Linked DNA regions of Homo sapiens: region 2 is linked to region 1. Evidence: read pairs that join two places in POLR2A ChIA-PET (ENCODE). Cell type or tissue: CD4-positive, alpha-beta T cell. All regions are shown on one strand. Links, peaks and the distances in the headings refer to the core of each region. The heading gives the core; the rest is flanking DNA. Region 1 has its middle 15 kb from the start of FFAR2. Region 2 holds the start of FFAR3 (free fatty acid receptor 3).

What was found. ChIA-PET counts read pairs that join two places held together with the same protein. Peaks named below come from ENCODE experiments on the same cell type or tissue, not always from the same donor. Only the 100,000 strongest peaks of a DNase experiment are listed, where the experiment ranks them.
Region 2: POLR2A ChIA-PET joins it to region 1 with 13 read pairs; 12 of 35 experiments call an interaction of 5 or more read pairs at or near these places.

The regions. Positions count from the first base shown.
Region 1 is chr19:35,459,435-35,467,761 of GRCh38, forward strand. No RefSeq gene overlaps it. Among named protein-coding and RNA genes, the nearest start is that of FFAR2, 15 kb to the left of the region's middle. RefSeq lists an enhancer at 1,005-1,124. In CD4-positive, alpha-beta T cell, for the core only: no CTCF peak of the experiment used is centred there; DNase peaks (open chromatin) are centred at 1,367 and 3,267; H3K27ac peaks cover 933 bases.
Region 2 is chr19:35,354,255-35,362,581 of GRCh38, forward strand. It overlaps FFAR3 (free fatty acid receptor 3), which reads left to right and starts at 4,206. Exons shown (of 2, transcript NM_005304.5): 1 at 4,206-4,395; 2 at 4,626-6,235. The coding sequence starts at 4,637. The coding sequence ends at 5,677. RefSeq lists a silencer at 775-874 and an enhancer at 5,527-6,054. In CD4-positive, alpha-beta T cell, for the core only: no CTCF peak of the experiment used is centred there; a DNase peak (open chromatin) is centred at 4,147.

The sequences.
Region 1 (8,327 bases), core at 231-8,230:
CCTTTTCATTATTTATCTCTAATCACAGGAAATGAGGACATTTCTCATCTACAAATTGCACATCCCATCAGGAAATTGGGCCAAAGATCTCTAAGCCTTCAGAAGCGGTCATCCAGTAACCCACTTGGCAAAGTTTCAAAGGTCTGGGAAAGTAGATGCGAGGTCAAGCAGTGCGGGAGGGGAGCCAACTCTGCAAACGCTGGCCACGGCCAGCTGGCCACCAGCAGCTTACCCGAGGAGGGGTTGTCCAAGCTACATACTAACCCCGGTTCCCTCTCCCCAAACATTGTCCTCTGCCATCTGTCAGTCCGAGCTACGACCAGCCTCGAGAAAACAGAGTTAGGAAAGTAAACACACTGCTCCCAAATCTAGCTATTTTAAATAAAAAGCTCACCCATGTGGGCTGCAGTTGAGAATTTCTAAAGTGCCATGGCAAACATTACACCATTTGAGTTTCCACGGCGTAGCCTTCATTCATCCGCCAACATTTATGGAGGCCTACCATGTGTCAGGCCCTGTTTTAGGTGCTAAGGATACAGCAGTGAACAAAAAGGGTAAGATTCCTGCCCTCAAGCAGCTCCCATTGCTGGGCAGACAGGGAGAGCAAGACCCATAAGCAGGATCCTTTGCACTGGTGCTACGTGCTGTGAAGACGATAGAACCGAGCTGGGATAGAACATGACTCCCAGGAAGGGAGTAGGTGGTTACTTTTGAACACACAGCTTGAGCTTGAGAAGGCCATGCAAAGGTGATATTTGAGCTGGGACTAGAATGGCAAGGAGGAATCTTGTATGCCAAGAACTGGGGGAATAATGTCCCAAGCAAGGGGCTCCAGGCCTGTGCGAGGCCTGAACAGGCTGAATTTGTGCCGGGAAAAGAAACGCCAGGGTGGCTGCAGCTTAGTGACAGCTGAAAAGCCAGCAAGTGTCAGATCCCAGGGAGTCTCAAAGGCTTTTAAGAAGCACAACAGGCCGGGCGCGGTGGCTCACGCCTGTAATCCCAGCACTTTGGGAGGCTGAGGCGGGCGGATCACGAGGTCAGGAGTTCAAGACCAGCCTGACCAACATGGTAAAACCCCGTCTCTACTAAAAATACAAAAAAATTAGCCAGGCGTGGTGGCACACACCTATAATCCCAGCTACTCAGGGGCAGGAGAATCACTTGAACCCGGGAGGCAGAGGTTGCAGTAAGATGAGATCGCACCACTGTACTCCAGTCTTGCAACAGAGAGAGACTCCAAATCAAAAAAAAAAAAAAAAGAAGAAGCGCAACAGATATCCTCTCCCTACTTAACAACAAGAAAAGCTGAGGCTCAGCGATGCAAAGTGGCAAAGTGGCAAAGTGACACACGCAAGTCCTCAGTGAGATGGTGTTCTGGCCCCTCCTCCACGATTCCCGACTCCCTCTCAAAACCACAGGCACACTCTCTCTCAATCTTTACTTCACTGAGGAAGAGAAAAGAGGGCAGGAATCGTGACTCATGCGGTGTGCAGTTGTTTGGTATAGAAAGTTGGGGAGAGTGATGGAGACTGACCTCCATCGAGGTTCTGAGAAAGGAAAGGCATCGGGGGTGGGGTAAGATGCCTGGTGCTGAGAGCAGAGTAGAGACCAGCAAGAAACCTGGCTTCTAGGAGGAGTCGTGGCTGGGGAGAAGAAGGGGCCTGGGCTCCAAGAAAGTGATGGGAGGCCAAGGAGTCACCAAGAGCCGTCCCATGTTGTCCCGGGTCCACTGGCCTGCAACAGAAATGAAGGTGTGAGGACAGAAGCATAGAGCTCGGGGGATGCGAGCAGGCCTCCAGCCTGCGTCCACTTCTCAACCCTGGCTGCGCTCCAAAGCCACTGGAGGAGTTTCCAAAACTGCCGGTGTGTTTGGGCATTGTATTTTCTAAAGCTCTCCAGTTGCTTGTGAAGTAGAGTGAGGGTTGAGAAGCAGTGAATTTAGTCCTGGTCCTCTAGGGGACAAGCTGAGGGCTCTCCAGGAAGGGGCAGCAGGGTGTACTGAGTTTGAATCCTGTCCTAGCGCTGTGCAACTCAACCTTGCTGCGCTTTCGTTTTCTCACGAGAATTTTTTTTTTTTCTTTGAGACGGAGTCTCGCTCTGTCGCCCAGGCTGGAGTAGAGTGGCATCATCTCAGCTCACTGCAACCTCCGTCTCCCCGGTTCAAGCAATTCTTGTGCCTCGCCCTCCTAAGTAGCTGGGATTACAGGCATGCGCCACCACTCCCAGCTAATTTTTGTATTTTTAGTAGAGACGGGCTTTCACCATGTTGGCCAGGTTGGTCTTGAATTCCTGACCTCAAGTGATCCACCCGCCTCAGCCTCCCAAAGTGCTGGGATTACAGGCGTGAGCCACTGAGCCTGGCCTCTCACAAGATTTAAAAAAAAAAAAAGGCCAGGTGCAGTGGCTCACACCTGTAATCCTAACACCTTGGGAGGCCAAGGTAGAAGGATCACTTGAGACCAGGTGTTTGAGACCAGCCTGGGCAACAGAGTAAGACCCCATCTCTAAATAAATAAATAAATAAATAAATAAATAAATAAATAAATAAATAAATAAATATAGTTGATTTTAAAAAAGAAAAAGAAAAAAATGAAATTATTAAATAAAATAAATTAGCCAGGCATGGTGGCACACACCTGTAGTCCCAGCTACTTGGGAGGCTGAGGAGGGAGGACTGTTGGAACCCAGGAGGTGGAGGCTGCAGTGAGCCACTGTACTCCAGCCTGAATGACAGAGTGAGACCCTGACCCAAAAAATATATAAGTAAGAAATAAAAGAAGAAAAAAATAGGGCTAACAGCACCTACATCATCATGTTATTATGAGGATGAAACGAATTTCATATTGTACCTCCAAAGCACTTAGAAAAGTGTCTCGCACTGGAGATGCCAAATACATGTTTAACCATGGAAATGTTTTAAAACTGTAATTCCATTCTTCTGCTCGAAGGCCTCCAGATACTTCTCATGATCCTCAGAGTAAAATCCCATGCCTTCCCCAAAGCCAGCAAGGCCCCTGATGCATCTAGCACTTGGCTCTCACCCAACCCAGCTCATCCCTACTCCCTTCCTCCAAGCCCTCCTCCAGCTCCCTTCACTCTTCCTTTTTTGTTACCGACAGCTCACTAAGCTCCTTCTCCTTGTGGTTCCCTTTTCGTGGAGCCCTCGTTCCCCAGGTACTCATCCAGCTGAATTTCCCCTCTTTGAGGCTGCCTGTGACTCAAATTTTATTTCCTCAAAGGACTTCCCCCTCCACCACTCCTAAGTGGCTTCCCTTTTGACACATTCACATAATACCTAGTTGCTGACTTCGCTGGGTGTATCATTAGCTGATAGCATCTATTTTTGTCTACTTGTTATTTTTATCCGTTAGACTTGCACATCCCTTAATGCATCAAATGGTTGACTGTGAAAAACAACTTCCTTCCCCTCTCTCTCCACCACAGTCACTTACCGCTTCCTGGAGGCAGCTGCTGCTACCTCTTGTCAGCAAAATATTTATCCCTCCATGCCTTTAAGGGGCTTGCTTATTTTACTGTATTTCTTCATTTCTCAATATAAGGTTTCATCTGTTAAATTATTCTGTGGCAGATGAAGATTATGCTCTTATTCTTTTCCCAATATGTACAACACCCTTCCCGCCCTGTCTTCCCGATCTGCTCCCATTGTCACTATGTTAGAAAATATTCAGTGTTTGCATAATCGTGACTACATCGATGTTAATGACATTGGAGCTCTGTAGTAAATAACAGCTCCTTTTTTTTTTTTTCTTGAGACAGAATCTCACTCTGTCACCCAGGCTGGAGTGCAGTGGCACGATCTCAGCTCACTGCAACTTCCACCTCCCAGGTTCAAGCAATTCTCCCTGCCTAAGCCTCCCGAGTAGCTGGGATTACAGGTGCCCGCCACCTAGCCTGAATAATTTTTATTTTTAGTAGAGACTGAGTTTCACTGTGTTAGCCAGGATGGTCTCGATCTTCTGACCTGGTGATCCGCCTGCCTCGGCCTCCCAAAGTGCTGGGATTACAGGTGTGAGCCACCGCGCCCAGCCAGTTCCTTTTTTATCCTGCACAACTTTCCTCCCAAAACCCCTGGAATTAATAATCACCTTATTTTTTCATGTGTTTAGTCTACATGTTTACCACGAATTCAACCCCAAACTCTTTGTCAATGTTCTTGTCTCCTCTCAAGAACTTCAGGGGTTTTAGGAGGATACAGATTTCATCTCCCTGAAGAAATGTGTCTTGGAACTTTCTGACCTGTTCCAGTCTGCCTGGGTGGTGGTTTATGCCAGGTGTATAGCTCATGCTTGAAGCTCTTTTTTTTTTCTTTTAGATGGAGTCTCGCTCTGTTGCCCAGGCTGGAGTGCAGTGGTTTGATCTTGGCTCACTGCAACCTCTGCCTCCTGGGTTCAAGCAATTCTGTTGCCTCAGCTTCCCGAGTAGCTGGGATTACAGGTGCGTGCCTTCATGCCCAGCTAATTTTTCTTGTATTTTTAGTAGAGACGGGGTTTCACCATGTTGGTCTTGAACTCCTGGCCCCATGTGATCCACCCACCTCGGCCTCCCAAAGTGCTGGGATTACAGGCATTGAGCCACCGTGCCCAGCCAGCTCACACCTGAAGCTCTTAAGTGGAAAGCCTCTTTGCTTCTCTGCTCTTGTCTTCCTCTTCCTTGGTTTACATCCTTAAGCAGCTTCTTTATTTACTGCTGGGAATAACGCTCCAAATCCTAAGGAAACTGAACACTCAAACAAAGGATTCTTAGCCAAGCAATTTTACTTGCGCAGAGGGGTGCTTCTCCTTGGCCAGTTGCCATGAGAGCACACCTGAACAAAGGGGCACGAGAGCCTTTATTCCTAATGCAAGTCCTGCCCCTGTACCCTTTCCCCATTGGCCGGAGTCGGGCCATACAATCTAAACTAGTCCCAGTTGGCTAAACATTTGAACTTTCTTTAGATAAGGTGGGCACGTAAGGGAGAGAGGGGAAAGGGGAAGGGGTGTCTGCAGTGAGCTAGAGAGCTAGTCTTCTTTCCAAATAAGGAAAAGAACGTGAGCTGGTACTAATAACGCCTGGTACTGTGGCGTGTCTGGGCATGGAACAAAGGCAGAAAGGAAAAAGAAGGAGCAAAAGGAAAAGGGGGTGGGGGGATACTATGAATTAAAGAATAAAGGATTGATCGGCTATTTGAAGAGAAACCTCATCATAGCCCACATTTACTTATTTTATTATTTATTAACTTTTTTGGAGACAGAGTCTCGCTCTGTTGCCCAGGCTGGAGTGTGGTGGTACAATCATGGCTCACTGCGGCCTCCATCTCCTGGGCCCAGACAATCCTCCTGCCCAATCCCCTAAAAGCATTGGGATCACAGGTGTCACCACACCTGGCTATTTTGTTTGTTCGTTTATAGAAAGGGGAGGGTCTCACTATCCTGCCCAGGGCTGGTCTCAAACTCCTGGGCTCAAGTCATCCTTCTGCCTCGGCCTCCCAAATTGCTGGGATTACAGGCATGAGCCACCATGCCCAACCCTGACGCAGCTTCTTTAGAAAGTAAATGCTTTGAAATCCCGCATGTCAGAAAATGTCTTTATCCCACTCTCATGTGTAGTTGATATTGGGCTATGTATGGAATATTCTGGGTTGGCAATCATTCTTCTTCAGAACTTGAAAGGCATTGCCGCATTGCCTTCTAGCGTCCAGTCTGGCTGAAAATTCCCAAGACATCCTGACTCCTATCCTTTGTCCATGGCCTGTCTTTTTCTCTCTGGAAGCCTGCAGGATCCTTACCTTTCTCACAAGGTATCTAAAATTCCATCCATTGGGCATTCAATGGACTCTTCCAGTCTACAAAATAATTTCCTTCCATTTGGGAAGATTCTCTTGAAACACTTTGTGATGGTTTCCTTGCCTTCATTTTCTCTCTTCTCTCCTTCTGGAATCCTTGTTATTTGGGGGACACTGCACCTCTTACACGGCCCTCTAATTTTCCCTTTTTTCCCATTTTTTCTCTCCCCATTGTTTTGCTTTACTTTCTGTGAGATTTTCTTATCTTCCAGCCCTTCTATTTTTCATTTTTGCTATCACTTTTCATTTCTGAGCACATTTTTATTCCTTCTTAGCATGCTGACCTTGTTTCATGATTGCAATGTCCACTCTGATTTCTCTGAGGAATCTTCATCTCCCTGCTCTAAGATGCCTTTTTTGGTGTCAGTTGCTATATTTTATGTTAGAAGTTGTCATCATATATATGGTAATTCTTGGTTGTCTGCTCACATTGAAGAGAAGGGAAGGGACTACTTTTTTTTAGATACATAAAACGTATATAAAGGCACTATGACATGATGTCTAAACCAGAAAAGAATGGTTGAGTGCCATGGCTCACACCTGTAATCTCAGCACTTTGGGAGGCCAAAGCTGAAGGATTGCTTGAGCCCAGGAGATCCATACTAGTCTGGGCAACATAGTGAGACCCTGTATCTAAAAAAAAAAAAAAATTTTTTTTTTTTTTGAGAGGGAGTTTTGCTCTTGTTGCCCAGGATGGAGGGCAATGACGACGCGATCTCGGCTCACCGCAACCTCCGCCTCCCGGGTTCAAGCGATCTCCTGCCTTAACCTCCCAAGTAGCTGGGATTACAGGCATGCACCACCATGCCCAGCTAATTTTGTATTTTTAGTAGAGATGGGGTTTCTCCATGTTGGTCAGGCTGGTCTCCAACTCCCAACCTCAGGTGATCTGCCTGCCTCGGCCTCCCAAAGTGCTGGGATTACAGGCGTGAGCCACTGTGCCTGGCCAAAAAAAAAAAAATTTTAAATAGCCTGGCATGGTGGCATAGTGGTGCCTGCCTACTCAGCAGTCCCAGCTACTCGGGAGGCTGAGGCAGGAGGATCACTTAGCCCAGGAGGTCAAGGCTGCAGTGAGCTATGATCACACCACTGCACTCCAGCCTGGGCAACAAAGCAAGATGCTGTCTCTAAGAATAATAAGATTTTCAGCCTATTTTCCTTATGTTAGCTTGTCCTTTGTCCCATTTCCAGAGGAACCTGTTGCCACTAGTTCATGAGCTTTATGTGGATTCTACAGTAGAAACTTCATTGAATCTTGGTTTTTCCCACTATTGGCTTATGATCCAACTTTCACAGGTCTGCTAAGTCAGTCACCAGTTACCATTCATTCATCTGCTGTCCAGCTGGCAAAATTTTGGTGGTATTGTATCCTCTTATGTTCTCCCTGTACTTACGGGGACTCCTTTCTAAAAGATCTCTTTACTGTCACTACAGTGTGATTTCAGGAGGCAGCAAAAGGAGATTCATGGATTTCACCCACCGTTATTAGCCCCAAGTATTTCCTCTTTATTGTTATTGTTTGTTTGCCTGCTAATTGTCTGTCTTCCCCTCTTGAATGTAAGTTCCAGGATAACTCATCTACTTTGGTTATTTTGCTTAGGTTTTTGTTTCTTTTTTTCTTTTTTTCTTTTTTTGAGACGTAGTTTCACTCTTGTCACCCAGGCTGGAGTGCAATGGCATGATCTCGGCTCACTGCAACCTCCGCCTCCTGGGTTCAAGCAATTCTCCTGCCTCAGCCTCCTGAATAGCTGGGATTGCAGGGGTCCGCCACCACACCTGGGTAATTTTTGTATTTTTAATAGAGGCGGGGTTCGCCATGTTGGCCAGGCTGCTCTCAAACTCCTGATCTCAGGTGATTCGCTTGCCTTGGCTCCCAAAGTGCTGGGATTACAGGCGTGAGCCACCGGGCCCGGCATGTTTTTGTTTCTTTTTTGGAGATGAGGTCTTACTCTTTTGCCCAGGCAGGAATGCAATGTCGCAATCACGGCTCACTGCAGCTGCAAACTCCTGGGCTTAAGTGATCCTCCTGCCTGCCTCAACCTCTCAAGTAGCTGGGTCTATTGGTGCACACCATCAAGCCTGGCTTTTTTTTTTTTTTTTTTTTTTTTTTGGTAGAGACAGGGTCATGCTATGTTGCTCAGGCTAGTCTCGAACCCCTGCCTGACCTCAAGTAATCCTTCCATCTCAGCCTCCCAAAGTGCTGGGATCGTAGACCTGAGCCACTATGCCCGGCCCCATTTTGTACACCTATCCATCCCCAGCAGTCAGAACCATGTTTGACACAGAGTCAGTGTTAAACAAATGAATGAACCAATTTGCTAGCAAAAGAAACGTACTACTCGCCATCAGGGAGGTGGTAGCAGACTCAGGTCTCCTAACTTTCCGGGCAGTGTCCTTCCTACCACAGCATGGTTGGGGTATGGGTAATTTTGCTAATTAATGATATCAGACAGATTATAAAGTGCTTCACCTGGTACCAAATGGT
Region 2 (8,327 bases), core at 25-8,024, 110 kb before region 1:
CCAGGTTCAAGCAATTCTCCTGCCTCAGCCTCCCAAGTGGCTGGGATTACAGGCACCTACCACCACACCTGGCTAATTTTTTGTATTGTAAGTAGAGATGGGGTTTCACCATGTTGGCCAGGCCTGTCTCGAACCCCTGACCTCAGTTGACCCACCCGCTTCGGCCTCCCAAAGTGCTGGGATTACAGGCGTGAACCACGGTACCCTGCCAATTTTAACTTTCTATAAGAGATTTGCCCAGCCTGGGCAACATGGAGAAACCCTGTCTTTACCAAAAATACAAAAAATTTAGCTGGGCATGGTGGCGTGTGCCTGTAGTCCCAGGTACTTGGGAGGCTGAGGTGGAAGGATGGTTTCAGCCTGGGACGCAGAGGTTGCAGTGAGCCGAGATCATGTCATTGCACTCCAGCCTGGGTAATAGAGCCAGATCCTGTCTCAAAAAAAAAAAAAAAAAAAGCTTTGTATCCATTTTGGCATACATAGACTAGTATGTATGGCAGTAAATAGACTAGTGGCAGTAAATAGACTAGTACCTACATATATTTTTTGTATTCGTGGCATACTTAACTTTTGCTTAATTTTAAAAATATATTTCTAGGCTTGTAGTTCCTCTGTAAGTTTTTTCAAATTGTTGCAAATCTCTGAAAATGTTTCCAATGTATTTATTGAAAAAAATCCACAAGTAAGTGGACCTGCACAGTTCAAACCTGTGCTATTCAAAGGTCAACTATATAGTCTGTAATACGTGATGGGTGTCACGCTGAGTGTCTACAGTGAGTGTTGTCTCACTTCAGCTTCACACAACGCTGTGGTTTAGCCTTGCCACTGCCGTACGGATGAGCGGGTGTTCACTACACGAAGGTACTGGGCAGAGGAGCAAACACTGACTAAATTCTAGCCTGTGCTTTGCTCAACAAGCCACATGCCTGCCTTGCTTGCATCAAGGGAAGGAGTATTGTGTTCTAATTTGAAGAAATACACCAGCCACTCCTTAGGCAGCACTTGGTGCGGGATGGGCTCCTCTGGAAAGGGAGCACCTAATTTGCACAAAGGTGCTGCACCAGGTAGCTACGATCCTGGAATGGGATGAAGAAACTTGCCTAAGGCCCTACAGCAAGGAAGGGGTAAAAGCAGGATGTGATCCTTCCAAGCAGAACCCCCAAGAGCCAGGGGACATTTGGGAAACCTGGGGGTGTGGGGGTTAACCCTGTATTTGTGGTCCATTTCGCAAAGGATAGCATCCCACATCCATGAGAGGGAGGTCAGAAGGGAGTGGCTGTGGCTGTGAAGGAGACAGACACCTGGGCACCTGCTCTAAATTACAGCAATGCCATGCACATGATGATGTATTGGAGCACAACAAATGGCAGCCACCAGCTGGGGTGCACGCACCAATTTCTACAAATGAGCTCTGTTCAGGCTGAAATGTCTACGCATGCAAGGATTTTTCTTGTAATTGATGATATATCCCCAGCGCCCAGAAGACAGAGTGGCACGCAGTAGGTGCTCAGTAAATGTTCGCTCAATGAATGAATGAATGCCTCTACTAGCCTTCCAAAGAAAGTTCTATGTCTGTTTTATCAATATGGAAACAGGCCAGAGAAATTAAGTAACTTCTTTTGGAAGCCAGAAACAAGCCCGGCACTTGTGCAGTGACAACACCAGGGAATTTCAGTAAAAACCCAAACTCCACCCCAGGGAGCCCCAGTGCCTCCTCCCGCATCACAGGGTGCCAGGGCCCACTCTCTTTGACTCCTGCTCCATAGCCCCTGCTGGGTACTGGGCTGCTTCTCCCAGTTCCTCCTGCCTCCCCCCACTTAGGGCAAATCCAGTGCCTCCCTGGGGCCCAGGAGACTCAGTGTGATCCACCCCAGGCGCCTCTCACTCCTGTGAGACCCAAACCTCCTATCAGCTCCCCCAGCAGGCCAAGTCTGTGCACCCGTGACTCCCCTGCCCCAATGTTCCCTCCAGTGGCTCTTTGCCTCTTCAGTATCCACGTCTTCATGATCCTTCCCCTACTCCATCCCCCAAGCCCTCACCACCAAATGTAATGTAAACAGCATGACAGCAAAAACTTTTTGTTCACAACTGCGTGTTGTTTTTTTTTTTTTTTTTTTTTTTTAGACACAGTCTCACTCTGTTGCTCAGGATGGAGTGCAGTGACACAGTCATGGCTCACTGCAGCCTTGAATTCCTGGGCTCAAGCGATTCTTCCATTTCAGCTTCCCAAGTAGCTGGGACCAGAGGCACATGCCACTAAACCCAGCTAATTTCTTTTTTCTTTCTCTCTTTTTTTTTTTTTTTTCCCCTGTGGACATAGGGTCTCCTCATGTTGCCCAGGCTAGTCTCAAACAACCTGTGCTCAAGCAATCCTCCCACCTCAGCCTGCCAAAGTGCTAAAATTACGGACCTGAGCCACCGTACCCAGCCTACTGCTGCACTTTTAACAGCTTAATTGAGATATTATGTACATATCATCAAATTCACCAATGTTAAGTGTACAATTCAATGATTTTTAGTAAATTTACTGAGGTGTGAGTCCATTACCATCAGCTAGTTTTAGAACATTTTCATGACCCTAGTAAAGGATTTTACTTCATGTTCATTTAAACTTAATCTTGGGCCAGGCGGGGTGGCTCACGCCTATAATCTCAGCATTTTGGGAGGCTGGGGTGGACGGATCACCTGAGGTCAGTAGTTCGAGACCAGCCTGGCCAACATGGCGAAACCTCATCTCTACTAAACATACAAAAATTAGCCAGGCGTGGTGGCGGGCACCTGTAATCCTAGCTACTTAGGAAGCTGAGGCATGAGAATTTCTTGAACCCGGGAGGCAGAGTTTGCAGTGAGCCAAGATTGCACCATTGCACTCCAGCCTGGGCGACAACAAGACCCTGTCTCAAAAAAAAAAAAAAAAAAAAAAAAACAACTTAATCTTCATTTCTACCTCCATCCCCCAGACAACCACGAGTCTACTTTCTGACTCTATAACTTTGCCTATTCTGGACATATCATATAAATAAATGAAATCTGACAATATATGTACATGGTCTTTTACGTCTGGCTTGTTTCACTCAACATAAGGCTGTAGTGTGTATGGGTAGCTCATTCCTTTTCTTTGCCAAATAGAATTCCAGTATATGGATGTGCCACTTTTTTATTCACTCACCAGCTGATGGGCTGCCAGGTAACATTTCCACTGTTGGTGACTATGACCAACACTGCTGTGAACATTTAGGACTGAGTCTTTAAGTAGACCTGAGTTTCCACTTCTCTTAAGTAAATACCTACGGTGGAATTGTTGGATCGCATGGTGAATTTATGTTTAACTTTTTAAGCAACTGCCACCTGCTTTCCAAAGCAGGGACACCACCTCCCATTATTCTCACCAGCAGTGAATGAGGCCCCTATCTCTCTACATTCTCGCCGACCATAGGCATTGTCTGACTTTTTGCTTGTGGCCATTCTAGTGGATGTGAAATCATATCTCATTGTGCCCTGTGATTGTTTGAATGAACTAATAGATCACCTGTGAAACTGGACAGCACTTGGGTTTGAACCCTAGTGGTGACATTTCACAAGCTGTATCACCTGGAGCAAGTCACTTCCCTACGGTGAAGGACAAGGATTTTATGACATAAAAGCGTTGCCCTAGAAGCAGTGTCTGCTATGGATTATGTGCCCATGAAAAGGCAGCTGCTGTCATCATCGCCACCACCATTATTATTGTTATTATTATTACATTGTCACCCCAGAGATAATCCTGCACCAGTGACAGGGAAAATAGCAGCTGGCATCCGCTGCCTGCTCACGACCACACGCCAGGCTTCCGTCAAACCACTCAACATGTATTAGTAATCTTTTAATCGACCTACATATTGTTTTAATTTGCATGTGTTAATGCGTTGATCTATGAGATGGGTATTATGATGAGCTCTGTTCTGCAGGGGAGAAAGCAGAAACATGGAGAATTTAAGTCATTTCCCCCAAATCACAAAGTCAGGAAGAAACAGACCTCACGGAGCTCGCTCTCTGTCATTGCATCACACTTCCTGCCCTTACAAGGCAAATTGGATAAATGCCATTCTAGAGAAGCAGACAAAATTCAAGTGAAGAAGGGGAGAGGAAGACGTCGGCTGGGGCCTGCTTAGAGCATCCCAGCTGAGACTGCATGAGGAGGGAGGCACGCAGTTGTGGAATTTGTTCCCCTTTTAGCATGCTGACCAGCCCTGGCAACGGAGCTCAAGGCATCTATGTGCCACTGCTCAACAGTGAGTGACGTCATGGGCACGGCCAGGTCTTTATCAGTTCTGCCGGATAAATAGCCAACTGCACTAGGTCTGGAGAGACAGCAAGGTGCTGTGCGGCAGAGCATTTGGGGTCTCAAAGAAGCAGGTGAGCCTGGGCCCGAGGGGCTGGGTGGAGGAGCACCTTGGTGCTTCTCTGCTGGGGAAGGGACAGGGGACAGGGCATGCTCAGGAAGACAGGCAGGCTGACCCCGCCTGGAAGGCACCCAGAGACAAGAGGGGTGGGCGTAGTGACCTCGTGCCCTTTTAGGGGAGATGCTGCTGGCCAGAGGCCGTTAGGGCCCCCACTACCAACTCCATGTTACTCTCTCTCACCAGTGGCCACCACCATGGATACAGGCCCCGACCAGTCCTACTTCTCCGGCAATCACTGGTTCGTCTTCTCGGTGTACCTTCTCACTTTCCTGGTGGGGCTCCCCCTCAACCTGCTGGCCCTGGTGGTCTTCGTGGGCAAGCTGCAGCGCCGCCCGGTGGCCGTGGACGTGCTCCTGCTCAACCTGACCGCCTCGGACCTGCTCCTGCTGCTGTTCCTGCCTTTCCGCATGGTGGAGGCAGCCAATGGCATGCACTGGCCCCTGCCCTTCATCCTCTGCCCACTCTCTGGATTCATCTTCTTCACCACCATCTATCTCACCGCCCTCTTCCTGGCAGCTGTGAGCATTGAACGCTTCCTGAGTGTGGCCCACCCACTGTGGTACAAGACCCGGCCGAGGCTGGGGCAGGCAGGTCTGGTGAGTGTGGCCTGCTGGCTGTTGGCCTCTGCTCACTGCAGCGTGGTCTACGTCATAGAATTCTCAGGGGACATCTCCCACAGCCAGGGCACCAATGGGACCTGCTACCTGGAGTTCCGGAAGGACCAGCTAGCCATCCTCCTGCCCGTGCGGCTGGAGATGGCTGTGGTCCTCTTTGTGGTCCCGCTGATCATCACCAGCTACTGCTACAGCCGCCTGGTGTGGATCCTCGGCAGAGGGGGCAGCCACCGCCGGCAGAGGAGGGTGGCGGGGCTGTTGGCGGCCACGCTGCTCAACTTCCTTGTCTGCTTTGGGCCCTACAACGTGTCCCATGTCGTGGGCTATATCTGCGGTGAAAGCCCGGCGTGGAGGATCTACGTGACGCTTCTCAGCACCCTGAACTCCTGTGTCGACCCCTTTGTCTACTACTTCTCCTCCTCCGGGTTCCAAGCCGACTTTCATGAGCTGCTGAGGAGGTTGTGTGGGCTCTGGGGCCAGTGGCAGCAGGAGAGCAGCATGGAGCTGAAGGAGCAGAAGGGAGGGGAGGAGCAGAGAGCGGACCGACCAGCTGAAAGAAAGACCAGTGAACACTCACAGGGCTGTGGAACTGGTGGCCAGGTGGCCTGTGCTGAAAGCTAGGTCCTCCGGGGGAGGAGGGTGTAGCTGGCATGTCATCCTCAGGGCGCTTCCTCGCTCACGCCAGGAGGGACTTGGAGTGGCGAGCTGGGGCCCGATGGGGCTTGGGGGCAGAGTAGACATCTAGCCTCCCTAAGGGTATGCGCGCTAAAGCCCAGCTCTCGATCTCACCTCCATCCCCATCCACCCACACACTATGGATTGGGCTCTGGGAAGGGGTCAGGGTGAGAGGCTGCTCTGGAGAACAATGAGGTCCTCATAGCAGCAGGCAGCTCCTGTGTTTTCTTGAGGGTGGCAGAGGAGCTAAGAGCAGTGCCCAGGGTCTGAGGGGGCTGCCCAGTGAGTGGCAGGGGCAGGAGAGGGGAGAACCCCATCCTCAGAGCTGCTCCCAGCCAGCGAGTCAGGAGCGGGGGAGACAGGGCTCCAGGGATGAGGCCGCATTCTGCTCCCACAGCGCCTTTTCCAGAAAGTTCCCATTGCTCAATAAATGTGGATCATCAGAGACATTTATGAACAATGACAGAAGAAAAATTACCCAAATAAATGTGGAAGCAAGCAAAAGAGAACAGTGTTTCCTTCTTCTCCTGTTTTGTTCTGGTGGTGTGCTTGGGCCGGGTGGGACTGGTGGATGGAAGGAGAAAACACCAGACTCTGGAGGAAAAGGGCCAAACACCAGGATGCCTGGATGCTGGGAGAGGATCTGGCTTGCAGGGATGAAAATAACAGCTGCCCTGTCTAAAGGACTTGGCCTGACACATCATCTCCTTCTATCTCTCAATAGCCCTGTGAGAGGTACCAGCATTATCCCCAGTTTCAGATGAAGGAGTGGCCCAGAGAGGTGACACCTCCTACCTGAGATCCCATAGCTGGTGGGCGATTGAAGTGGGACCAGAAGCTGGTGTCAGTTGACTCTGACACCCATGCCCCTAAGCCACTCTGCTGTTCTCCATCTGTGTGTCACCTGTGGTCACCTGGCCCAGTCAAATGTCCCAAGTCAGATAAGTCTGTCTGAGCAGGACAAATATAAACAGGCCATGATAAGAAACAGAACTAAATGCAAAGCGTATTGACTATTTGTGTGGGTTCAACCTTTTCCCAGTAAAAAAGCCCTCTTGGAAAAAAAGAAAAAAAGATAATTAGTCAGCACAATGGACTTCAGGTTTCTGCAAAGTCAGAGAGATGTTCCTCAGAGCTCTATTCATCAAAATATGGCCATTCAGGAAGTTTTCATGTTCCCTGAGTGGTGGCCCATGAGAAATAGCTGGTCAGGACCTCCTCCCCAAGCAAGGCCACCTGAGACTCGCCAGCCCCTGTTTGCATGCTGTCAGCAGTATTTCAGAAGCATTTGTTGAACACCTATTGCATGCAGATGGCTGGGCTCAGAACTTCGGGGAGTTCGACACTAAGGTCTTTAAATATCTGCTTCCTCCCTGGGGTTAAGTGTGCCGGGAGAATGAAGACTGGCTGTGTGTGGGGAAGTGGATTTCAGGTGGAAGGAGAGGGACTCTGTGGAGAGTTGAAACCATGAGCTGTCTCTCTGTCCCACGGCTCACCTGTCCATCCCCAGGGCACTCAGCCCTGGTGGCTGCAAAGAAGTTGATGCAGGTAGGGGTGTTCATGGCTCAGAAAGGGGACAAAGGTGCCATGGAATCCTGCAACTTCAGAATGGGCACCGCCACCCCAAGGCAGAGAACAGAAAAACTGAAAACCTCACAGTCGAAAGAGAGCCATGAAGAGCTGGAGTCTCCCTCCTCCCCCAGGTTTATAAGAGGGAATAAGAGGCAGCTTCATGGGCTTTGCTGTCCCCAGCTATCTCCCAGCCCAGCCCAGTCTGTATAAGCAAAAGCCCAGGGGTGGGGAAGATGAAAAGCCATCAGGGTGTGGGTGATCGTGGGAGTGGGGGTGAGGAGGATGTTGGAGCATTTTCCATACATCTCAGAAGCCCAGGGAACGGGGCTGTCATAGAACGGGAGATGCATCTGGGGCTGCCGCTTGGTGCCATCTAGGTGGGGTGGGAGAAAGGCAGAGAGAGGAGGTGGGAGAAGACTGTGGGGGGTGCAGCAGCTGGCACCCTCTCCATCGGGCAGAGCAAGTAGGTGTGAATCTCCCATGGGTGAAGCGATCACACGCAAAAAGGAGGGAGATGGCATCTTTGGAGGGAGGTGGTGATAGGCTGAGACCCCCTCGTTGTCCCCCCCGAAACCTGGTGACCGGAGCTGCCAGGAGGCCACACAGAGAGAGGCTGATGATGGGGGACCTGGAACCTGGAAGGGGCAGAGTGGTCAGATGACCCACACACGCCTGAGAAAACAGATGTGGAGAGGCTGTGTTGTCATTCTGAGGCAGGAAACAGAGACAGACAGACAGACAGACAGACACCGGCACAGTGAGAGACAGAGACAGATTCACAGAGCAGAGCTGGCTTCTCACTGGCAGGCATGGGCACACCTGAGAGAGCATCCAGAGAGGTTAGAAATCTTCCTTAGGTCCTCCTGGGAGGCTCAAGTGGCCCCACCGGGGAGCTGAACAGCTGGCTGGATTTCCAGGGTTGAGAGAAGGAAGCTGCGCAGCCGGCCAGGGCCACATCCCCTGTGCCTCAGGGAGGGACCCCCAGTGTCCCCACCACACTCCCCAGGAGGAGTCCTTGGAGTTG